Regions from separate parts of the Homo sapiens genome. Here region 2 is linked to region 1. Evidence: read pairs that join two places in POLR2A ChIA-PET (ENCODE). Cell type or tissue: MCF 10A. All regions are shown on one strand. Region 1 has its middle 13 kb from the start of SYNC. Region 2 overlaps YARS1 (tyrosyl-tRNA synthetase 1).

Evidence for each region. ChIA-PET counts read pairs that join two places held together with the same protein. Peaks named below come from ENCODE experiments on the same cell type or tissue, not always from the same donor. Only the 100,000 strongest peaks of a DNase experiment are listed, where the experiment ranks them.
Region 2: POLR2A ChIA-PET joins it to region 1 with 6 read pairs; 10 of 35 experiments call an interaction of 5 or more read pairs at or near these places.

The regions. Positions count from the first base shown.
Region 1 is chr1:32,713,685-32,718,684 of GRCh38, forward strand. No RefSeq gene overlaps it. Among named protein-coding and RNA genes, the nearest start is that of SYNC, 13 kb to the left of the region's middle. RefSeq lists a silencer at 644-938 and an enhancer at 3,986-4,741. In MCF 10A, no CTCF peak of the experiment used is centred here; a DNase peak (open chromatin) is centred at 3,117.
Region 2 is chr1:32,796,019-32,801,018 of GRCh38, forward strand. YARS1 (tyrosyl-tRNA synthetase 1) reads right to left here. Exons shown (of 13, transcript NM_003680.4): 5 at 1,745-1,825. Among named protein-coding and RNA genes, the nearest start is that of YARS1, 19 kb to the right of the region's middle. RefSeq lists an enhancer at 3,270-3,399. In MCF 10A, no CTCF peak of the experiment used is centred here; no DNase peak of the experiment used is centred here.

The DNA.
Region 1 (5,000 bases):
CCCAGGCTGGAGTGCAGTGGCGCGCGATCTCGGCTCACTGCAAGCTCCACCTCCCGGGTTTTACGCCGTTCTCCTGCCTCAGCCTCGCGAGTAGCTGGGACTGCAGGCGTGCACCACCTACGCCCGACTAATTTTTTTTGGTATTTTTTTAGTAGAGATGGGGTTTCACCGTGTTAGCCAGGATGGTCTCGAACTCCTGACCTTGTGATCCGCCCACCTCGGCCTCCCAAAGTGCTGGGATTAGAGGCGTGAGCCACCGCGCCCGGCTGTTTTGTTTTGTTTTTTAAGATGCAGTCTCACTCTGTCCCCCAGGCTGGAGTGCAGTGGCGCGATCTCGGCTCACTGCAACCTCCACCTCCTGGGTTCAAGCAATTCTCTTGCCTCAGCCTTCTGAGTAGCTGGGAGGGACTACAGGTGTGCACCACCATGCCTGGCTACTTTTTGTATTTTTACAAAACTACTATATTGGCCAGGCTGGTCACTATATTGGTTTCACTCTATTGGTTTCACTATATTGGCCAGGCTGGTCTCGAACTCCTGACCTCAGGTGATCCGCCCGACTCAGCCTCCCAAAGTGCTGGGATTACATGTGTGAGCCACCATACCCAGCAGGATTTTTTTGTTTAGTGCCTAATCTCCCCTCATTACAGAGTGAAGCCCTCAAAAACAAGAACCTCATCAGTCAAGGGCTCCATGTTATGCCTAGGGCCCTGCCCTGTGAATGTTTGGTAAATGTGTGTCTAATGAATAAGCGATTCCACCCAACTGGGTCCACACTCACTAAGCTTTCTCAACAGCCTCGGCTCAAAGGCACATACACAGAGTCAACACAGCCACACACACACGCACACACATGCACAGAGTCACAAATGGTGCACAAATATGCAACAGGCTCACGCACAAAGCTGAATTCATCTGTGCTCACTACTCCTCTGTGTCCCAGGTCTGTTTTCTTTTGTGACTTGGGGTCCCTGAGAACAAGAGTGTTTTTTTTTTCTTTTTTTAGATGGAGTTTCACTCTTTCGCCCAGGCTGTAGTGAAGTGGCAAGATCTCGGCTCACTGCAACCTCTGCTTCCCAGGTTCAAGTGATTCTCCTGCCTCAGCATCCCGAGTAGCTGGGATTACAGGCACCCGTCAACATGCCCGGCTAGTTTTTGTATTTTTAGAAGAGACAAGATTTCCTCATGTTGGCCAGGCTAGTCTTGAACTCCTGACCTCAGGTGATCCACCTGCCTCAGCCTCCCAAAGTGCTAGAATTACAGGCATGAGCTACTGCACCTGGCAAGAGTTATGTTTTTTTGTCTTCGAGATGGAGTTTCACTCTTTTGCCCAGGCTAGAGTGCAGTGGTGCAATCTCGGCTCACTGCAACCTCCGTCTTCCGGTTTCAAGCGATTCTCCTGCCTCAGCCTCCTGAGTAGCTGGGATTACAGGTGCCCGCCACCACGCCTGGCTAACTTTTGTATTTTTAGTAGAGACGGGATTTCACCATGTTGGCCAGGCTGGTCTTGAACTCCTGACCTTGTGATCCACCCGCCTCAGCCTCCCAAAGTGCTGGGATGAGAGGCATGAGCCACCGCGCCCAGCCTTTTTTTTTTTTTTTTTTTTTTTTGAGTCGGAGTTTTGCTCTTGTTGCCCAGGCTGGGGTGCAATGGCACGATCTCGGCTCACTGCAACCTCCGCCTCCCAGGTTCAAGCGATTCTCCTGCCTCAGCCTCCCGAGTAGCTGGGATTATAGGCATGTGCCACCATGTCCGGCTAATTTTTAGTAGAGACGGGGTTTTTCCATGTTGGTCAGGCTGGTCTCGAACTCCCGACCTCAGGTGATCCGCCTGCCTTGGCCTCCCAAAGTGCTGGGATTACAGGTGTGAGCCACCGCGCCCGGAAAGAGTTGTGTTTTTTACCAGCCTAGGAGCCCCTAGGAGAGGGCAATTTGCTCCCATCAGACTGGGAATCCCAGGCGAATGCTCTATCTCCCCAACTAGTTTGAGGACCTGGGCTCAGGAGTGTCTCCCTTACCAGCCCAGGAGCTCCTGGACCAGGCTGCTTCTACTTCAGGCTTTGGAGCCCTTGGGCCATGCTAGATATGTTCACTAACTAGCCTTGGAGCCGCAAGAACAGAATGGGCCTTCCTTGCTTCAGCCAGGTACTCCAGGAGCAGAGCTGAGCTGGATCTCCCCCAGCAGGCTGGTGGCTCCCACAGGCATGGCTGTGTCTCCCTGACCCCTCTCCACCTCTGCCACTGTCCACCGGCCTAACCCTTCTACCTTGATACAGCAGTTAGGGCTGGGCTGGGCTGGGCTGCCCGAGCTTTGGAAGCAGCAGCAAACCACACTGTGAGACAGGTCCTTTGGAATTCCCTAGGAGGTGGCAGGATCAGTGAGGCTGCAGTAGGGGTGACCTGGCCTGCCTCAGTATGTTGGGCAACTCATCCATATATCTAGTCACTCACCAAACCAGTCCAGAGTTCTTGGGCCTGGGCCTACAGCGCTCTATCTGTATTATGTAGTTAAATTGTCTCATCAATCCTGTGAGGTGGGTGTGATCACGCCTCATTTACAGATGAGGAAACTGAGGGTCAGAGAACAGCAGTGACTTGCCCTAAGTCACAGAGCTGGGAAAGAGCTGGCTGGTTGCCTACTGCATCTTCTACCCAGGTTCAGGAAATGTTTAGGGATAGATTCCACAGGTAGAGAGAGGTGTGTGGCGGGATGCCCAGGTTTCTGGCTTGGGTGGCTTTCAGGAGAGTGCTGACTCCTGAGACAGGGACTGCAAGAAGGTGGGAGTGCCTGTCAGGGAGCTGAGGAGCAGTGGGGAGGCGTAGGTTGCCAAGCAGCTAACCAGGGCAGGCAAGAGGTGGGTCTGGAACCCAGGCTTCCCCATTCCCAGCAGGAGCATCCCCTGCCTACTCCCCACCCAGCTCTTGGCACTGGAGTCCTGGGTTCAAGTCCCATTCTCCATTTGACCCCATCTGAAAAACATGGGCACAGACCCTGTGAGGTCAACACCTGGGATTCCTGCTCCTTTAAGCCTTTCCCAGTGGAGGGCGTGGCCCTGGCTGCAGGTGAGCGCTGTTGCCACATCAGCCGGGTAAGCCCTGCCCTGTCCCCTCCCCCAGCTCTGGAGAGAGGCCCTAGAGGCCCCAGAGGACGGTGGGAAGTGGGCGGGGAGAAAAGGCGGAGCCTGCTTGGCTGGAGAGAAGGGGACAGCCCTGGGCTGGGTGAAGGCACCTGAGTGTTGAGAACACCTGACTGTGCTAGCCTCTGTGTGTCTGTGAGGGTGTCTCTGAATGTTCCAGAGTGCACAGGAGTGTGTACAAAATAAACGTGCACTTTGACTGTGAGGATACAAGGTTGTATGCAAGACTGCCTGAATGTCTCAAATACCTCTTTTGTGTGCCTTTGTTTCTGTGTGGCTGTCCCTGGGTGTGCAGGAGTAAGTATGAATGTGTTTGTTTGTCTCCAGCGTGCCTTTGTGTGGCCAAGTGTGTGTGTGACCCTCTGAATAAGTCTCAGAATAAACCTGAGCTTTTGTGAGTCCACATTTAGAAGTGCCCCTCCAACTGGCCCCAGGCTGATGGAGGCATAAAGCCTGCCCCATCCTTTAGAAAAGCCCAGCCCCTGTGCCCCCTCTCCCTTCCTGGTGACTCACTGCCCCCCGCACCTGCCCCCAACCTCCAGAGCCTCCTGCCTTAAAGAGCAGTCCCTCTCTTGCCCAGCTTGTCCTCTCAACACTCAAAGGAAGGCTCAGTCCCCTCCTCTAGGTGGACTTCTGTGACCAGGGAAGGGGGGCCTTACATTATTTGCTAAGCATCTTCTATTGTACCCCCATTTGACAGATGACGACACACAGCCCAAAGCAGTGCAGTGACCTGCTGCAGGTGGGCACTTGTGTTTGATTCCATGACTTTTTTTTTTTTTTTTTGAGACAGGGTCATGCTCTGTCACCTAGGCTGGAGTGCATTGGTGTAGTGTTGGCTCATTGCAGCCTCAACCTCCTGGGATCAAGTGATCCTCCTGCCTCAGCCTCCCATGTAGCTGGGACCACATGTGTGCACCACCACACCCAGCTAATTTTATTTCTTTGTAGAGACAGGGTCTCACGTTGTTGTCTAGGCTGGTCTCAAGCTTCTGGGCTCAAGTGATCCTCCTGCCTCAGCCTCCCAAACTCCTGGGATTACAGGTGTGAGCCACAGCGCCCGGCAATTCCATGACTCTTAAAGCCCCTGGTGGAATCCCTGGCCATGTCCAGCCCCGTCAGTGTCCCCAACCCAGGGACTTTGAACCTGGGAAAGAGAAAGGAAACTGACATTTAGTGAGCCCCTCAGCCGCTCGCTTGGCCTTTCCCATGTTGTCATTTTATTCCCTTCAGGCTTGCTCAGAGAGGGAGGCAGCTTGCCTAGGGTCACATGGTCAGAAAGTAGCCAAGCTAGGATTTGAACCCAGGCCTTTCTGGCTCTGGAGCTCATGCTGTTAGGTGTAGGGGGAGGTTGGGGATGGGCTGGTCCAGGACTGACTGACCTCTAGTTGCAGAGAGAAAGGAGGAAAGTATGACGAGACATGGGTGGAAATGGAGAGAAGGCTGAGGTGACACAGTCTCATGTGAGCTCCATCAACAGCCCCAGTAGGACTTCCTGTTCTAACCAGAATCCAGCTCCCTGTCCATTGCCCCTCTCCCCTAGATGGAGGGGGCTGGATTGGGGAAAAACGTGACTAAATCAGCCCAGGCTTGAACAACCTCTCTACTGGCTAGTCGCAAGTGTTTGGAATTCCACCATTCCAGTGATCTCTGTCCCCTTTCGGCCCTTCTTTCAGAACCACAGGCTCCCAGGATGTGTCTAGTCTCCAGCCCCACCTGGGGAAGTCTGGCTAGAGCAGGGGGCACCAGATTGATGGAAGTCCTGGATGCTCTTCTGGAATAAGGGTGGGGGGCAGTGGCGATGGGACAGGGCACTGGCAGGGAGTGGGAAGAGCAGGCCTCTGGGAGGCAGATCACAGCAAA
Region 2 (5,000 bases), 82 kb after region 1:
GTGCAGTGGCTCATGCTTGTAATCCCAGTACTTTGACAGGCTGAGATGGGTGGATCATGAGGTCAGGAGTTCGAGATCAGCCTGGCCAACATAGTGAAACTCCGTCTCTACTAAAAATACAAAAAAATTAGCCGGGTGTGGTGGCAGGCACCTGTAATCCCAGCTACTTGGGAGGCTGAGGCAAAGAGAGTCACTTGAACCTGGGAAACAGAGGTTGCAGTGAGCCGAGATCGCGCCACTGCACTCCAGCCCAGGCAACAGTGTGAGACTCTGTCTTTAAAAAACAAACAAAAAACAACAAAAAACAAATAATAAGAAATAATCAAAAAATGTATTTATTTTTTTCTTTTTTGTTTTTTTTTTCAGAGACAAGGTCTTGCTTTGTCACCCAGTTTGGAGTGTGATGGTGTGATCATGGCTCACTGCAGCCAGGATCACACCTCCTGGGCTCAAGCAATTATTCTGCCTCGGCCTCCTGAATAGCTGGGACTACAGAGGCGTGCCTGGCTAATTTTTTATTTTATTGTGGAGACAGAGTCTTGCTATGTGGCCCAGGCTGGTCTCAAACTCCTGGGCTCAAATGATCCTCCTGCCTCAGCCTCCCAACGTGCTAGGATTACAGGCATGAGCCACAGTGCCTGGCCCTCAAAAAATTTATATTGTGGCTGGGTGCAGTGGCTCACACCTGTAATCCCAGTGCTTTGGAAGGCTGAGATGGGTGGATCACCTGAGGTCAGGAGTTCAAAACCAGCCTGGCCAACATGGTGAAACCCCATCTCTACTTAAAAATATAAAAATTACCTAGGCATGGTGGCAGGCACCTGTAATCCCAGCTACTCGGCAGGCTGAGGCAGGAGAATCGCTTGAACCCGGGAGGTGGAGGTTGCAGTGAGCCGAGAGTGAGCCATTGCACTCCAGCCTGGGTGACAATAGCGAAACTCAGTCTCAAAAAAAAAAAAAAAAAAAAAAAAAAAAAAATATATATATATATATATATATATATATATATATATATATATATATATATATATAGTAAGCATTTCTGTATTCATTAACTATATCAAAAAACTAAGCCAGGCACAGTGGATCTCACCTATAATCCCAGCACTTTGGGAGGCCAAGGCAGGAAGACTGCTTGAGCCCAGGGGTTTGAGACCTGCCTGGGCAACACAGGGAGGCCTCATCCCTACAAGTAATTTTAAAACTACCCGGGTGTTGTGGCATGCACCTGTGGTCCCAGCTACTTGGGAGGCTGAGGTGGGAGAACTGCTTGAGCCCAGGCTGTCGAGGCTGTGATGAGCCATGACCGCATTACTGCACTCTGGCCTGGGCGACAGAGTGAGAACTTGTCTCAAAAAAAAGACAAGAAAAAGAAAAAGATGCTGGGAAATGCGAACCAAATGCTCTGTGAAAGGACAGTAGTTCCAACTGGTAATGCCTCTCCTTGGAAACTGGGCTATTAGGAAAGGAGTAAATCCAACAGGTGCGGGAGCAGCTTCCTGGTTGTCACCAGGCACATGGGCTCTGGAGTTTGAAAGATCTGGGTACTAATAATTCCTGCTCAGTTACTAACTGTGTGATATTGGACAACTTCTTATCTTCTATCCTCAGTGTTCTCATCTGCAAAACAAGGAGAATATTTACCATACACTATGACTAGTGGGACTGACACATCATAGTTCAATAAACACAGCTGCATACCTCTGAGGTGCAAGTGAAAAAAGACAGGAAAGCAGACACTCACCTTCTCTGCAAAGGTGAAAATCTTTCTCTGATCAATGCCTCCAAATTGGGCATCTACTTTTAAATACTCTTCATCCAAAGCCTGTGGAAAGAAACACATGAACATAAACATCTACTTTATTTTTTTGAGACAGAGTCTCGCTCTGTCGCCCAGGCTGGAGTGCTGTGGCGTGATCTCGGCTCACTGCCACCTCTGCCTCTCAGGTTCAAGTGAGTCTCCTGCCTCAGCCTCCCGAGTAGTTGGGATTACAGACATGCACCACCACGCCCGGCTAATTTTTTGTATTTTTAGTAGAGACAACGTTTTGCCATGTTGCCCAGGCTGGCCTTAAAATCCTGAGCTCACCTTGGCCACCCACCTTGGCCTCCCAAAGTGCTGGGATTACAGGCGAGAGCCACCATGCCCAGCCTAAACATCTACTTTATTTCTTCTATATGGGTCTGAGAAATCAGAAACTTTAGGAAATTACTAGATTTTTCAGAAGGTAAAGCCAAGAAGAAAATAAACAGCAGTCAGCTTCCCTCTTGGCCTCAAAAGCTGCAAAGACAGTTGCTGAGTGTTTGCGGTGAACATTACTCTATGTGGATGTCATGGGATAAAAAAATAAGAGTAGTCTCTGCCCTCAGGATATGCAGAATCCTGCAGGGAGGGAGAGAAGAAGAAAACAAACCATAGTCATGCCAAAGGTATTCTACTGAATAAGGTGGCCTGTGACAAATGAAATATAAGTAGCATAAAGAAGTCCTGTGAGAATTCGGGAAAAAGGTAAGACTGAACTAGAAAACAGTGACTGTCTGGGTGCGATGGCTCACGCCTGTAATCCCAGCACTTTGGGAGGCTGAGGTGGAAAGATCACTTGAGCCCGGGTGTCTCTCCAAAAATAAAAAACAAACAAACAAACAAAAAGAAATTAGCCAAGTGTGATGGTGCGCATCTATAGTCCCAGCTACTCAGGAGGCTGAGGTAGGAGGATCACCTAAGCCCAGAGAGGTCGTGGCTGCGGTGAGCCATGATCGTGCCACTGCACCCGAGCCTGGGAGACAGAGTGAAGCCCTGTCTCAAAAAATAAAATTAAATTAAAATAAATAAATAAAACAGTGACTGTCACTTATGACATGCCAGGCCTGCTGCCAGCTCCGTGGATGGTGAGATAAATCAGACCCAGACTCTCCCTTCAAGAAGCCCAATTATCCAGCTGGGGAGAGACATGTAAACAGATCATTTCAACTCAGCGTGCTAAGGGTTAACCCAGATGTTCATATAAGGAACAGTGTTGACATAAAAGAAGAAATTATCTCTATTTAGTAAGATGGGTGTGGAGAAGTCTTCCTAGAATCAGATTGTGGGCTAAGCTTGGTTTTGAACAACATATAGATGTTTTTCACCATGCAGAGGAAATAGAATGTGAGAAGGCACAGAGGTGTGAAGTGTTTAGGGAAATTTTGAGTGATTCAGTCTGCAAAAGTACGAACTTCAAGGGAGGTGGGAAGTAGTGACTGATGAGGTTAGAAAAGTAGGTAAAGACCATGAAATGTCATGCTAGGGTGCCTAGTGTTATCTTGGCCAATGAAAGGTTTTAAGGAGAGGAGAAATATGACCAGCACTGTAGGAAGATCTCAACAGTAACAGGGCAGGGCAGAGACTGGAGACTCATGGGTTGGAGACAAAGTGAATGCCTCAAAGGCTATTGTGAAAGTCTAAGTGAGAAATATCGATGGACAAAAGACAATGAGGACGCAGAGCAAGAATGAATTTAAGACATTTTAAAAAAGTAGAATCGATAAGATTTAGTGCATAATTGGCTGAAGGGAAGAGGAAGAGAAGGCTGAACAAGCAGGAACAGTCTAGAACAGCATTATCCAACAGAATCTTCTGTGGTGATGAATATATTATATGTCTGTGCTGTCCAATATAGTAGCTAACCAAGAACTTGATATATAGCCAATGTGACTAGAGAACAAAAATTTCCATTTTATTTAATAGCCACATATGACTAGGACTAGAGGCTACCACATTAGACAGTACAGACCTAGTTTTTTCTTTCTTTCTTTTTTTTTAGAGATGGAGTCTCACACACACAGAATAAAACAGAGATGGAGTCTTGCTACGTTGCCTAGGCTGGTCTTGAACTCCTGGCCTCAAGCGATCCTCCTGCCTTGGACTTGGGATTATAGGCATAAACCATGGCGCCCAGCCAACAGTGCAGAACTAGCATGTCTCCGGGTTTTCTTTTTTTAAGATAGGGTCTCACTCTGTCACCCAGGCTGGAGGGCAGTGGCATGATCTCGGCTCACTGCAACCTCCACCTCCTGCGTTCAAGCGATTCTCCCACCTCAGCCTCACAAGTAGCTGGGACTACAGGGGCATGCCACCACACCTGGCTAATTTTTGTATTATTTGGCAGAGATGGGGTTTCACCATGTTGGTCAGGCTGGTCTTGAACTCCCAACCTCAAGTGATCTGCCTGTCTTGGTCTCCCAAAGTGTTGGGATTACAGGTGCCAGCCACTGCGCCCAGCTCCAGGTTTAACCTTGGAAAATATCTCTTTGAGGTGACAAGGGAAAATTTTATTTTCTCATATCAAGCATTATAAAGGGCTAGACGTGTTGGCTTACGCCTGCAATTTCAGCACTTTGGGAGACTAAGGCAGGAGGATCACTTGAGGCCAGGAGTTCAAGACCAGCCTAGACAACATAGTGAGACCCTGTCTCTACAAAAAATTTAATTAAAAAAAATTATACAGATATACAAAGAAAAAGTGAAGTCTATCCATATTTTCATCCTGCCTTCACAAGGTAAACAGTATCAACAGCTTGGTTTGTACTTTTCTTTTTTTTTTTGGAGATGGAGTCTTGCACTGTCTGTCACCCAGGCTGGAGTGCAGTGGTGCGAGCTCCGCCTCCTAGGTTCATGCCATTCTCCTGCCTCAGCCTCCTGTGTAGCTGGGTCTACAGGCGCCCGTCACCACACCTGGCTAATTTTTTGTATTTTTAGTAGAGATGGGGTTTCACCATGTTAGCCAGGATGGTCTCGATTTCCTGACCTCGTGATCTGCCCGTTTTGGCCTCCCAAAGTGCTGGGATTACAGGCGTAAGCCACTGCACCCGCCTGGTTTGTATTTTTCTACCCTTCTCCTTGCTCGTACAAATATATGTGCACACAAAGGAAACAGAAGGATGTTTCTGTTAAAACATGTATTTGTTTTAACAGAAAATAGGATCATGCTCAAATTTATTTTCACATATCGCTCTGAAGT